Regions from separate parts of the Homo sapiens genome. Here all the other regions are linked to region 1. Evidence: chromatin contacts called from ENCODE Hi-C or POLR2A ChIA-PET data. All regions are on one chromosome and are shown on one strand. Each heading gives the region's core, a stretch centred on a gene start or an enhancer-like site at or near the end of the contact. The rest is flanking DNA. Distances are from core to core; before and after follow the strand shown.

Region 1 (3,575 bases), core at 961-3,460:
TCCCTTCACTTCTGCTTCCATTGTCTTCCCTGCACTCAAGCACAAGCTCTGAAATAAATGCCTTGTCTGGGAAATCTGCTTGGATCCCTGTTAAGTTTCATTACAAGGGGAGCCAAACAGCCTATGGTCTGTAACACCAAATGTATGTGAGCAACAGCTTTTCTCTTTCTCTTTCTCTCTCTAATTTTTTTTTCTTTTTCTTTTTCTTTTTTTTAGACACAGAGTCTTGCTCTGTCACCCAGGCTGGAGTGCAGTGGCACGATCTTGGCTCACAGCAACCTCCATCTCCCAGTTTCAAGCTATTCTCCTGTCTCAGCCTCCTGAATAGCTGGGATTACAGGCACACACCACCACACCTGGCTAATTTTTGTATTTTTAATAGAGATGGGGTTTCACCATGTTGGCCATGCTGGTCTCAAACTCCTGACTTCAAGTGATCTGCCCATCTCGGCCTCCCAAAACGTTGGGATTACACGTGTGAGCCACCATGCCGGGCCTTTTCTGTTTCTCAATGTCAACTAAACAAAAAATCAGGCTTTTAAAAAATTAAGGTTGGTTTTTTGCAATCTTACTGAGGACTGTAACCAGGGAAAGTCTTTCACAGAGTTTGTTAAACTGCTCCAAAACAGAGTTTCAGCACACATTTATATATTTATATTTATATACAGTTTATATAAAAACATTTATATACAGTTGGTGGTGCCCTGCATGTGCTCAGAAGTTATATCAAGCTGGGCGTGGTGGCTCATGCCTATAATCCCAGCACTTTGGGAGGCTGAGGCGGGTGGATCACCTGATGTCAGGAGTTCGAGACAAGCCTGGCCAACATGGTGAAACTCCATCTCTACTAAAAATACAATAATTAGCCAGGCGTGGTGGCGTGCACCTGTATTCCCAGCTACTCAGGAGACTGAAGCAGGAGGATCACTTGAACCTGGGAGGCAGAGGCTGCAGTCAGCCGAGATTGCATCACTGAGCTCTAGCCTGGGGGACAGAGTGAGACTCTGTCTCAAAAAAAAAAAAAAAAAGTTATATCTAATGTGCTCAGAAGTTAACAATAGAGCAAAATTTCATCAAGGCTGTGTGTGAGGGTATTATCTAGTTACAGATTACAGAGGCTTGGCTGGGCATGGTGACTTAACACCTATAATTTCAGCACTTTCGGAGGCCCAGGCAGGAGGATCGCTTGAGCCCAGGAGTTCAAGACCAGCCTGGGCATCACAGCAACACCTTGTCTCTGCAAAAAATAAAAATAAAAAATTAACTGGGTGTGGTGGCATGCGCCTGTAGTCTCAGCTACTCAGGAGGCTGAGGTGGGAGGAGTGCCTGAACCCGGGAGTTCAAGGCAGCAGTGACCTATGATCGAGCCCCTGCACTCCAGCCTGGGCAACCAAGCGAGACCCTGTCTCTAAAAAAAAAAAAAAAGTTATAGAAGCATAATCATTAATCCCGTCAGAGATTATGTACAGGAAGAGGCAGGGGCTAGGATCATTGAACTTGTCTTTTCTAAAAATGCAGTGTTCAGGCAAGAGAGGTGGAAACCTGTGTTCTCTCTCGCTCTTCCCAGCTTATTGTTCAGGGCGTTATTGGAGAGGGCTGCGCTCAGTCACCGAGTCACGGCCTTTGTGAAATCCTGCTCGCAAGCAGAATGAGCAGACATGGTTCCTTAGGTTTATTACTGTGCCTCACACTACGAGACGGTCATTCATTGGCAGAGGTGTATTTGCGGGGGGCCAGGTATAGAGTAATTCAAGGCGGACAAAGGAGGAATGTCCCAGTCTTCAGGAAGCTCAGTGACATGTTTGCGCTGTCTTATGTAAACAGGAGATTGTCAGAAATGGAGGAGGGGGCACCAGATCCAAGGAAGTGCCCGGACAAAGCCGGGAGGCGAGGAGAGCCGACGGGGAGGAGGTGCCGAGAGCATCAGCGGGGCTGCTCGGTGGCACGAAGACGCCCGCGGGGACTGGAGAGGTCGGCTAGGGCCAGGCTACTCAGGCACGGAGGGCCACCTCCCCTTCAGGGACGTGAGCATCTAGCTGCACTGATTTGTTGTTCAGGAACAGGAAATGAAACCCCGCAGCTTTGAACACAATAACCCACGCCAGCCTCAGGCTCATGAATATTCAGCAGGCTGCTTGCGCCTTGCAACCCCGCCTCCGTTCCCCTCTGCGGAGACTGCGTATGCGTCGCCGGCGCGCGGCTGTGTCGTCATACTTGCGCGCCGACGCCGCCGCTCGCTTGTGAAACTGGAAGGCTGCCATGGCTAGCCCAGCCGCCTCCTCGGTGCGACCACCGAGGCCCAAGAAAGAGCCGCAGACGCTCGTCATCCCCAAGAATGCGGCGGAGGAGCAGAAGCTCAAGCTGGAGCGGCTCATGAAGAACCCGGTGAGACGAGGCCCAGGCTCCACGGCCCGTCCGAGGCCCACCCCCTTCCTCTGCAGCGCTTCAGGGTTCCCGCAGGTCCACCTTCCCCGCCTCCAAACTCAGAAACTCAGTATCCGACCCTCCAAGAGCAGTCTTTGGGGAGGAGGAGGAGAAGGAGGCTGTCCCGGAGATAGTGAACTTCCCGTCTGTCCTTGTGTGAGAGCCCAGCTTGAATCAAAGCACGGTGGAGCGGCTTCCCGTGCTCCAAGACCCCTTCTGGTTTAACTTTCTGTGAACAAAAAGCGTTAGACTGAAAAGGTAGAATTTGTGGGTTAGCAAAAGGGTATACTCTAAACAACACTGATCGTTAGAGAGACAGTGGCCGAGACGTTTGGAGCTGGTCACTCCTCTCCCGCTCACACCCCCTCTGGGCCTCGGTCCCCTCAATCATAAAAACAATTGAACGGGAACGTCCTTTATACCTTTAACTAGAAAAGCTTGACTCTTCTTATCTAGTAGTGTTAAAGTTGGCGGTTTCTAGCTGGAAACTATGGCTTAGGTTTTTCAGTTCTGCTCTGGAAAGCGTAGCCCTGGGAAGGTGTGGACTGTGTTATACCCAAGAGTACATAGGATGAAAAAAGCCACGACAGAGGGAAGAACACAAAATCAGCTCTGTGTCCAAGTAGCAAAGCAGTCCTGCTTCATTAGTCAATTAAAATTCTTTGGTCTTAAGAGATGTAACTTGGGCTGGGTGCTGTGGCCCCTGCCTGTAATTTCAGCGCTTTGGGAGGCCAGGCGGGAGGATGGTCCGAGGCCAGGAAGGAGTTCAAGACCAGCCTGGGCAACATAGTGGGTCCCTGTCTTTACAAAAATAAAAAAATTGCCTGGTGTGGTGGTGTACGCCTGAGAGTCCTAACTATTCTGGAGACTGAACCGGGAGGATCACTTGAGCCCAGGAGTTCAAGGCTGCAGTGAGCTCTGATTGCACCACTGCACTCCAGCCTGAGGAACAGAGCAAGAACCTGTCTCTAAAAAAAGAGAGGGAGATATATAATTTTGTCAACAGGTTTATACTTAAATGCTTTCATGTTTAAATGTTGCAGGACAAAGCAGTTCCAATTCCAGAGAAAATGAGTGAATGGGCACCTCGACCTCCCCCAGAATTTGTCCGAGATGTCATGGGTAATGGCTGTGTGTGTGTGTGTGTGTGT
Region 2 (3,203 bases), core at 683-3,182, 540 kb before region 1:
TTCTCAACAGTGATGGTTCTGCCTGTTTTTAGTCACACACACCTGCACACTTCAAAGGACTAAAAATGGACTCAGTTTTCTTTCTTTTTTTTTCTTTTTGAGATGAAGTCTCACTCTATCACCCAGGCTGGAGTGCAGTGGCATCATCTTGGCTCACTGCAACCTCCGCCTCCTGGGTTCAAGCGATTCTTGTGCCTCAGCCTCCCAAGTAGCTGGGACTACAGGCATGTGCCACCACACCCAGCTAATTTTGTATTTTTAGTAGAGGTGGGGTTTCACCAGGCTGGTCTCAAACTCCTGACCTCAAGTGATCCTCCCACCTCAGCCTCCCGAAGTGCTGGGATGACAGGTGTGAGCCACCTCGCCCGGCCTGGACTCAATTTGGATTGCAATGCCCCACAATGGTGACCTCCCTCTTCTCTGTTAATGCATCCTCTTCCCTCTTGCTTAAAAATTTCCCCAGTGCCGTGGCATCTTACCTCCTGCTGAAGTGTGTGCTGATGCTTTGCTGGGGGCTGGACCCCGTCCCTTGGAGCCTGGCCCAGGCCCTGCCTCCCAGTGAAACCCTGGCCGCCTTTCCAACCTCAGAGGCTCTATCTCCTCCCAAACCCTGTAGCCCTTCCAGTTGCTGGTCACTGACTTCCATTAATTGGCCCGGTGGCCTTGCCTGCCAGGGGGACCATGAGGTGAGGGGCCGTGTCCTCCGAGTGGTCTCTTTCTCCAGGGTGCTGGGGACCCAAGAAATGCCTGGTCGTTTCTCATAGGTTGATAAGGAAAATGAGGCCTAGGTAGGGACAGGCAGGATTTCACCTGAATTTACAAGATGATGCAATGGAAGAGTCTTCAGTATATTTTCACGTATTTTAGAATTGAGTTACAACATTCATTTTGGTACTTTCTCTGTGTTCTCCCCATGTGTTAAAAAGCAGCTTAAGGCCGGGCGCGGTGGCTCATGCCTGTAATCCCAGCACTTTGGGAGGTCAAGGCGGGTGGATCACGAGGTCAGGAATTCCAGACCAGCCTGGCCAACATGGTGAAACCCCGTCTCTACTAAAAATACAAAAATTAGCTGGGCGCAGTGGCAGACGCCTGTAATCCCAGCTACTCGGGAGGCTGAGGCAGGGGAATCGCTTGAACCCGAGAGGCGGAGGTTGCAGTGAGCCAAGATTGTGCCATTGCACTCCAGCCTGGGCGGTAGAAGGAGTTTCCAGCTCAAAAAAAAAAAAAAAAATGCAGCTTAAGTGCTGGTTTAGCGCCTGTAATCCCAGCACGTTGGGAGGCTGAGGCGGGAGGATCACTTGAGCCCAGGAGTTTGTGACTAGCCTGGGCAACATAGCAAGAACCCGTCTGTACAAAAAATAAGAAAAATTGGCCAGGTGTGGTGGCGTGCATCTGTAGTCTCAGCTCCTTGGGGGCTGAGGCTGAAGGATCGCTTGAGTCCAGCAGGAGGTCAAGGCTGCAGTGAGCTATGATCAAGCCATTGCACTCCAGTCTGGGTGACAGAGTGAGACCCTGTCTCAAAAAAAAAAAAAAAAAAAAAAAAGGAAACAAGAAAGAAAAAAGCAGCTAAATTCTGCTGGAAGTGTGCAGTAAAGCACAAGTTTTCAGCCATCAACGCAGGGAGCCGTTAATCACGACCCATAATAACCAGAATGTTATTCCACGGTTGCGGTTTGTTTATTTCATCAGAGTTGCGTCTTCACCTATTTCCCTCCCTACTCTTAATTGTTTATCCAAGTTAGTGTTTTCCATTCTTTCACTGAAGGCTCTAAAAATGGTCCCATCAAGAAGTCTGGTAGATAATGGAAGACGAAGTGGACTTTACAGAAAGATGAATTTTCTTCCCTAGAGCTGGAAAACCCTTCAGCGTGTCATGCGTTCCCCAGCCAGGACAGACAAAGCCACGCAATCTGTTTCCTGCAGGCCCAGAGGGGAAGGCTTCCTCCTTGTGGTTAGTGACTTCAAAAGCTGTCCTCACTAGAGCAAGTCCAACTCTTCCTCTAGTTCTGATGACTTCACGGCAGCCAACTGAGCTGCTGAACGCTGTTTTTTTCTACGCAGAAACCCTCCCGACTTTCACGAGGAGTTGACAGGTTTTCCTCTTCACTCGGGCTCCCTTGTCATCGTTAAACTGAAACTGCTTTCTTGTAGCCAAATTCTGTGGTCCCTTTTCGGCCTCGGCCTCCTTGACCTCTCTGTGTCCCCACCTTGGCTCTCCCACGCCTGCCAGCCGTACCACAGGCCCCGGGTGTGAACCCTCCCTCCGCGGTCATGCAGCCACGCCTCTGCTCAAGCTGTGCCTCCTCCTGGGCGCACCCTCCCTCTCCCATCCTTCAGCCTCTGAAGTCCTGCCCAGCTCCGGTTCCTGTTTCTGTTAGGACGAGGCCCTTCAGATCCTCTCCAGCAGGTGGACTCTGTCCTGCCCCGTACCACCCGCCGCGGGCCACTTTTGGGCCTGCGCCATGTTCCTGCCCTTACCCCGCCCGGTGTTAGCGTCACGTGGGTCCTGATGTCCTCCCTCTCCCAGGCCTCTGCTTATCTGATTGGGGGCTGTGCTTGACTCTGAAACCCGGGCACCTCCTACAGGGCATTTTGCCTGTCACAGGCCTAGCATTCAATACCTATCATATTTTTGAAATATCTGCAGAAATAAAAAGAAATAACTATTTTCTTCTTCAGGAGTTAAGATGCGTGGCCACCAAGTACTTTTCAATACATAAAATATGTTTTCAGCACAGAAAGGCCTTTCACCGCTCTTACTTACATAGTCTGCTTTTGGTATGATGGGGACGGATGAAAAATGAGGACTGTAGGCCTCCGAAGTCAGCTGTTTTGAATTAAAGCAGCGCACGCTTTGAGTCAGGTGAAGCGAGGATGGGGTTTCACCCGTTGAGGATGAATTTGCTGGGTTACTTTAAACTGGAACTGTTCTTTTCAGAAATGAGTGAAGCAGGAAGGGAAAGACGGAGCTTGTCTGGCTGGGTCGGATGACCCCCTTTGCCAGGCCGTCACCCCTCTAGGTTGAGTTAGCTCAGAATAACTTAGCTGTGCTATAGCTTTGCATAATTGCAAGGAGCTTTGTTTCGTTTTATTTTGCAGGGAATTTTTTTCCCCCCTTAGCTCTTCCTCCTGGTGTATTTGTAGAAATCAGCTTCATCATGGTCATTTAACAGTAAGGGCTGGGGGTGGTGGCTCACGCCTGT
Region 3 (3,602 bases), core at 880-3,379, 660 kb before region 1:
CCAGGACAAGGTGATAATAAAAAGCAGACGGCTTTGAGTAATTTTATTATTGTTATTAAATTGGCTACAGACAAGGCATTCCCTCATTACCTGCACCTGGGAGGGACCACTTGCACCACTGCCAGCCCCAGCTCCAAAGGAAGACGTCCACCATCCGTCCCTCCACTGGGCAGGTATAGGAACAGAGGATGTGACCTCATGGCCACCCCATAGGGTCACCTGATACAGAATGAGGCAGGCACCAGCATGGATTTTATGTCACCCCACCAGGGTGATGAGGGGGGCAGCAGGCCCTCAGTCATGTGGTCACAGGGCAGGATTTCAAGGAGTATCCACATGACAGGTTTTTGATTTGGGCCTTGGAAAGAAGTAAGGTATCCATGGCCAGGTGTGGTGGCTCACACTTGTAATCCCAGCACTTTTGGGAGGCCGAGGTGGGCAGATCACCTGAGGTCAGGAGTTCGAAACCAGCCTGGCCAACATGGTGAATCCCCGTCTCTACTAAAAATGCAAAAATTAGCCCGGCATGCTGGTGGTTGCCTGTAATCCCAGCTACTCAGGAGGCTGAGGCAGGAGAATCGCTTGAACCCGGGAGGCGGAGGTTGCAGTAAGCCGAGATCGCATCACTGCACTCCAGCTTGGGTGACAGAGTGAGACTCTGTCCCAAAATAAATAAACAAGCAAACAAACAAATAAATAAAAGAAGTAAGACACCCACCACACACCCTTCTGTCAGCTTCCTCTGTGACTAGTGTGGATGTTCTCAAAGGCAGCAGAACTCTAGGACCATTCCTTTATTTTTTTCTTTGGAGAGGATCTTACTCTGTTCCCCAAGCTGGACTGCAGTGGCGCAATCCTAGCTCATCGCAGCCTCCAATTCCTGGGTTCAAGCGATCCTCCTGTCTCAACCTCCTAAGTAGCTGAGACTACAGGTGCATGCCACCATGCCTGGCTAATGTTTAAATCTTTCTGTAGAGATGGGGTGGGTAGTCTCGCTATGTTGCCCAGGCTGGTCTTGAACTCTTGGCCTCAAGCCATCCTCCCACCTAGGCCTTCTAAAGTACTAGTATTACAGGCCTGAGCCACAGCTTTTGGCCTAGGACCCTTCCTTAGAGTCCCTGCTGTGAAGCTGGGCTGGGCTGCTGAGGGGCCATGGCAGATGCTGATTACAGGGAACAAGAGCAAAATAGGAAGAGCCTCTGAGCATCCTTCCCTGGCTGTTCCCTATGCTTGTCCTTCTCCTTGCCCCAAACCTACACCTATTCCCCACTCTCTCAAGGAGGTCCAGTTCTGTGCATTTTATTTTTTTTAAGAGGTAAACTGGAGCAGGCTGGGCGCAGTGGCTCACGCCTGTAATCCCAGCACTTTTGGAGGCTGAGGTGGGCAGATCACTTGAGGCCAGGAGTTCGAGACCAGCCTGGCCAATGTGGTGAAACCCCATTTCTACTAAAAATACAAAAATTAGCTGGGCATGGTGGTACACGCCTGTAATTCCAGCTATTCAGGAGGCTGAGACAGGAGAATCGCCTGAACCCAGAAGGTAGAGGTTGCAGTGAGCCAAGATCGTGCCACTGCACTCCAGCCTGGGCAACAGAGCAAGACTCATCTTTAAAAAAAAAAAAAAAAAAAAAAGATGTGAACTGGAGCAAAGTTACAGCCAATGGGTGCTGGTCACATGCCAGCAGGGGTTTTTTCATTTTGCCTCTCTGGGAACCCTCATATTCCCTGTACCCCTGCCCCCTAACAACAGAGTGAGCTCCATGACAGCAGGAAGAAGAGACAGGACTGGGGAATGGATCAAACAGGGTCCTGCTGAATAACTAGCCAGGCAGTGGAAATGCTTCTGAACAGTAAAATTTCAACAGAAACACCAGAGAAAGGAGATGCCGGCCAAGTGGGCAGAGAAAGCTTGGCCCGGAACACAGCTTCCCGTTCCAGCTTCCGCAGGGGGATTAAAGACAGATTCGGCCGCTCACATCCAGCCCTTGTGAGGGGCCCGCCGCTGCCCCAGGCATTAACACACACCTCCTGATTCATTTTGTCCTGACCACAGCCCTTCGGCATGCCCATTTTACCGGTGGTGGCACTGAGTCTCTGAGAAACGTAATGATTGCATAGGGAAGCCAGGCTCTCTGCCGGCCGGGCCGGCGCAGGGCTGTTTTCAAGGGAAACTGAAACCTGAAACCTGACCTCCCTGCCCTGGCTCTCAGCACAGCCTCCTGCCACCCTCCCACTATCCCCACCCTCACCCCCCGCCCCCCGCCACTCCCATCCCCCTTCTCACCCATCTGCCTGCAGGCTGGTGGCTGGCCACTACTGGAAGACTTCCAGGCGCTCTCCCCTCTCCAGTCCCTGAAACATTTTGGAAGAAGGGAGAGGCCGGGAACTTTGGGTCCAACATGAAGGACATTAGTAGGTGTTAGAAAAAATAGTCAAGTGTGAAATAAATTCCTGCAAACCTCCCGGCCTTGCTGGGAACCTTCGCTTCACCATCCGACAAACCCACAGCTAATAAATCAGAGGCGGTGACCAGAGCTGGAATGACCAAAACAGCCTGAGCTGGATCCACACAGAGCCTCAGAGGGGCAGAGAAGGGAGCCCTCTGGCCACCTGCCCTCTCCTGTAGCGCCAGCTCCCTGAGCACTATTTTTTTTTTTTCCAAGACGGAGTCTCACTCTGTCATCCAGGCTGGAGTGCAGTGGTGCAATGTCGGCTCACTGCAACCTCCGCCTCCCGAGTTCAAGCGATTCTCCTGCCTCAGCCTCCCAAGTAGCTAGGATTGCAGGCGCGTGCCACCACATCTGGCTAATTTTAGTATTTTTAGTAGAGACGGAGTTTCACCCATGTTGGCCAGGCTGGTCTTGAACTCCTGACCTGCAGTGATCAGGAGTTCACTGCAGTGATCAGGCCCGCCTCGGCCTCCCAAAGTGCTGGGATTACAGGTGTGAGCCACCTCGCCCAGCCCTCCCCACGCTTTTTGAGTTCTCCCTGCAGACTTAGAATCTTTGGACAGCCTCCAAAATGACTCCCTTACAGCCAGAGCTGGGTCCCAGGTCATGAGAGGTTTTCAGAGCGTCTGAACAGACAGGCCAGCTCAGGGATCTCTGAGAGGGTTTACCTCCCACTCTACCAAGCCTCCTCCTGAGACCGCAACCCCCATACCCTGAATCCTATTCCCAGCTGGCCAGGCCTTGTGCCACCTCTTCTCACCAGGCAGGAATTGAGGCCCACAGAACAGAAGAGATCTGTCCAGAGCTTACTCTGAATCTATGTTCCCTCTCTGGGCCCCAGCATGTTGTGTCTGTACCTGAAGGATATATGTACAACCTGACGTCTCATGTGGGCACGTGAATTGTAGCCGGCTGGCTCAACCAGAATCCAAGCTCTGTAAAGGCAAGGCTTGAGCCTGGCCTAATTTTTGCAGGCTAAAATGCTAGCTCAGACCCCAGCTATAGAAAGAAAGAAGAAAGGAGGGAAGAGAGGAAGAAGAAATGTGAAACAAGGAAGGTTTTGGAACTGGGATTTTATTCTGATGGGGCCACAGTAACAATGAATTGTACAATTCCTTCAGGCGCGGTGGCTCACACCTGTAATGCCAGCAC

Evidence for each region. Hi-C counts contacts between places; a loop is a spot of excess contacts on that map. ChIA-PET counts read pairs that join two places held with the same protein, here RNA polymerase II (POLR2A). Pooled maps may share reads with other maps.
Region 2: a pooled map shows a loop between it and region 1 (7-fold over the local background). The contact joins the enhancer-like site here to the promoter of PRKRIP1 in region 1. A Hi-C loop is called at or near these places in 6 of 37 single-sample maps with no recorded cell type and 9 of 50 pooled maps. POLR2A ChIA-PET finds 5 or more read pairs at or near these places in 2 of 52 experiments (H1 and OCI-LY7).
Region 3: a pooled map shows a loop between it and region 1 (2.5-fold over the local background). The contact joins the enhancer-like site here to the promoter of PRKRIP1 in region 1. A Hi-C loop is called at or near these places in 2 of 37 single-sample maps with no recorded cell type and 8 of 50 pooled maps. POLR2A ChIA-PET finds 5 or more read pairs at or near these places in 1 of 52 experiments (H1).

Annotation. Positions count from the first base shown.
Region 1 is chr7:102,394,153-102,397,727 of GRCh38, forward strand. It overlaps PRKRIP1 (PRKR interacting protein 1), which reads left to right and starts at 2,211. Exons shown (of 6, transcript NM_024653.4): 1 at 2,211-2,385; 2 at 3,468-3,546. The coding sequence starts at 2,260. It overlaps LOC100630923 (LOC100289561-PRKRIP1 readthrough), which reads left to right. Exons shown (of 9, transcript NR_038967.1): 5 at 3,468-3,546. RefSeq lists a silencer at 2,067-2,146 and enhancers at 2,167-2,406, 2,188-2,729.
Region 2 is chr7:101,854,664-101,857,866 of GRCh38, forward strand. The region is part of intron 1 of CUX1 (cut like homeobox 1); the gene reads left to right. Among named protein-coding and RNA genes, the nearest start is that of CUX1, 39 kb to the left of the region's middle. RefSeq lists an enhancer at 2,259-2,388. Within about 2 kb of position 1,933, at least 40 of the 41 ENCODE cell types and tissues checked have a DNase peak (open chromatin) inside an H3K27ac peak, as active enhancers do; they include OCI-LY7, where a contact is called at or near this core.
Region 3 is chr7:101,731,847-101,735,448 of GRCh38, forward strand. No RefSeq gene overlaps it. Among named protein-coding and RNA genes, the nearest start is that of CUX1, 84 kb to the right of the region's middle. RefSeq lists an enhancer at 1,496-2,394. Within about 2 kb of position 2,130, at least 15 of the 41 ENCODE cell types and tissues checked have a DNase peak (open chromatin) inside an H3K27ac peak, as active enhancers do.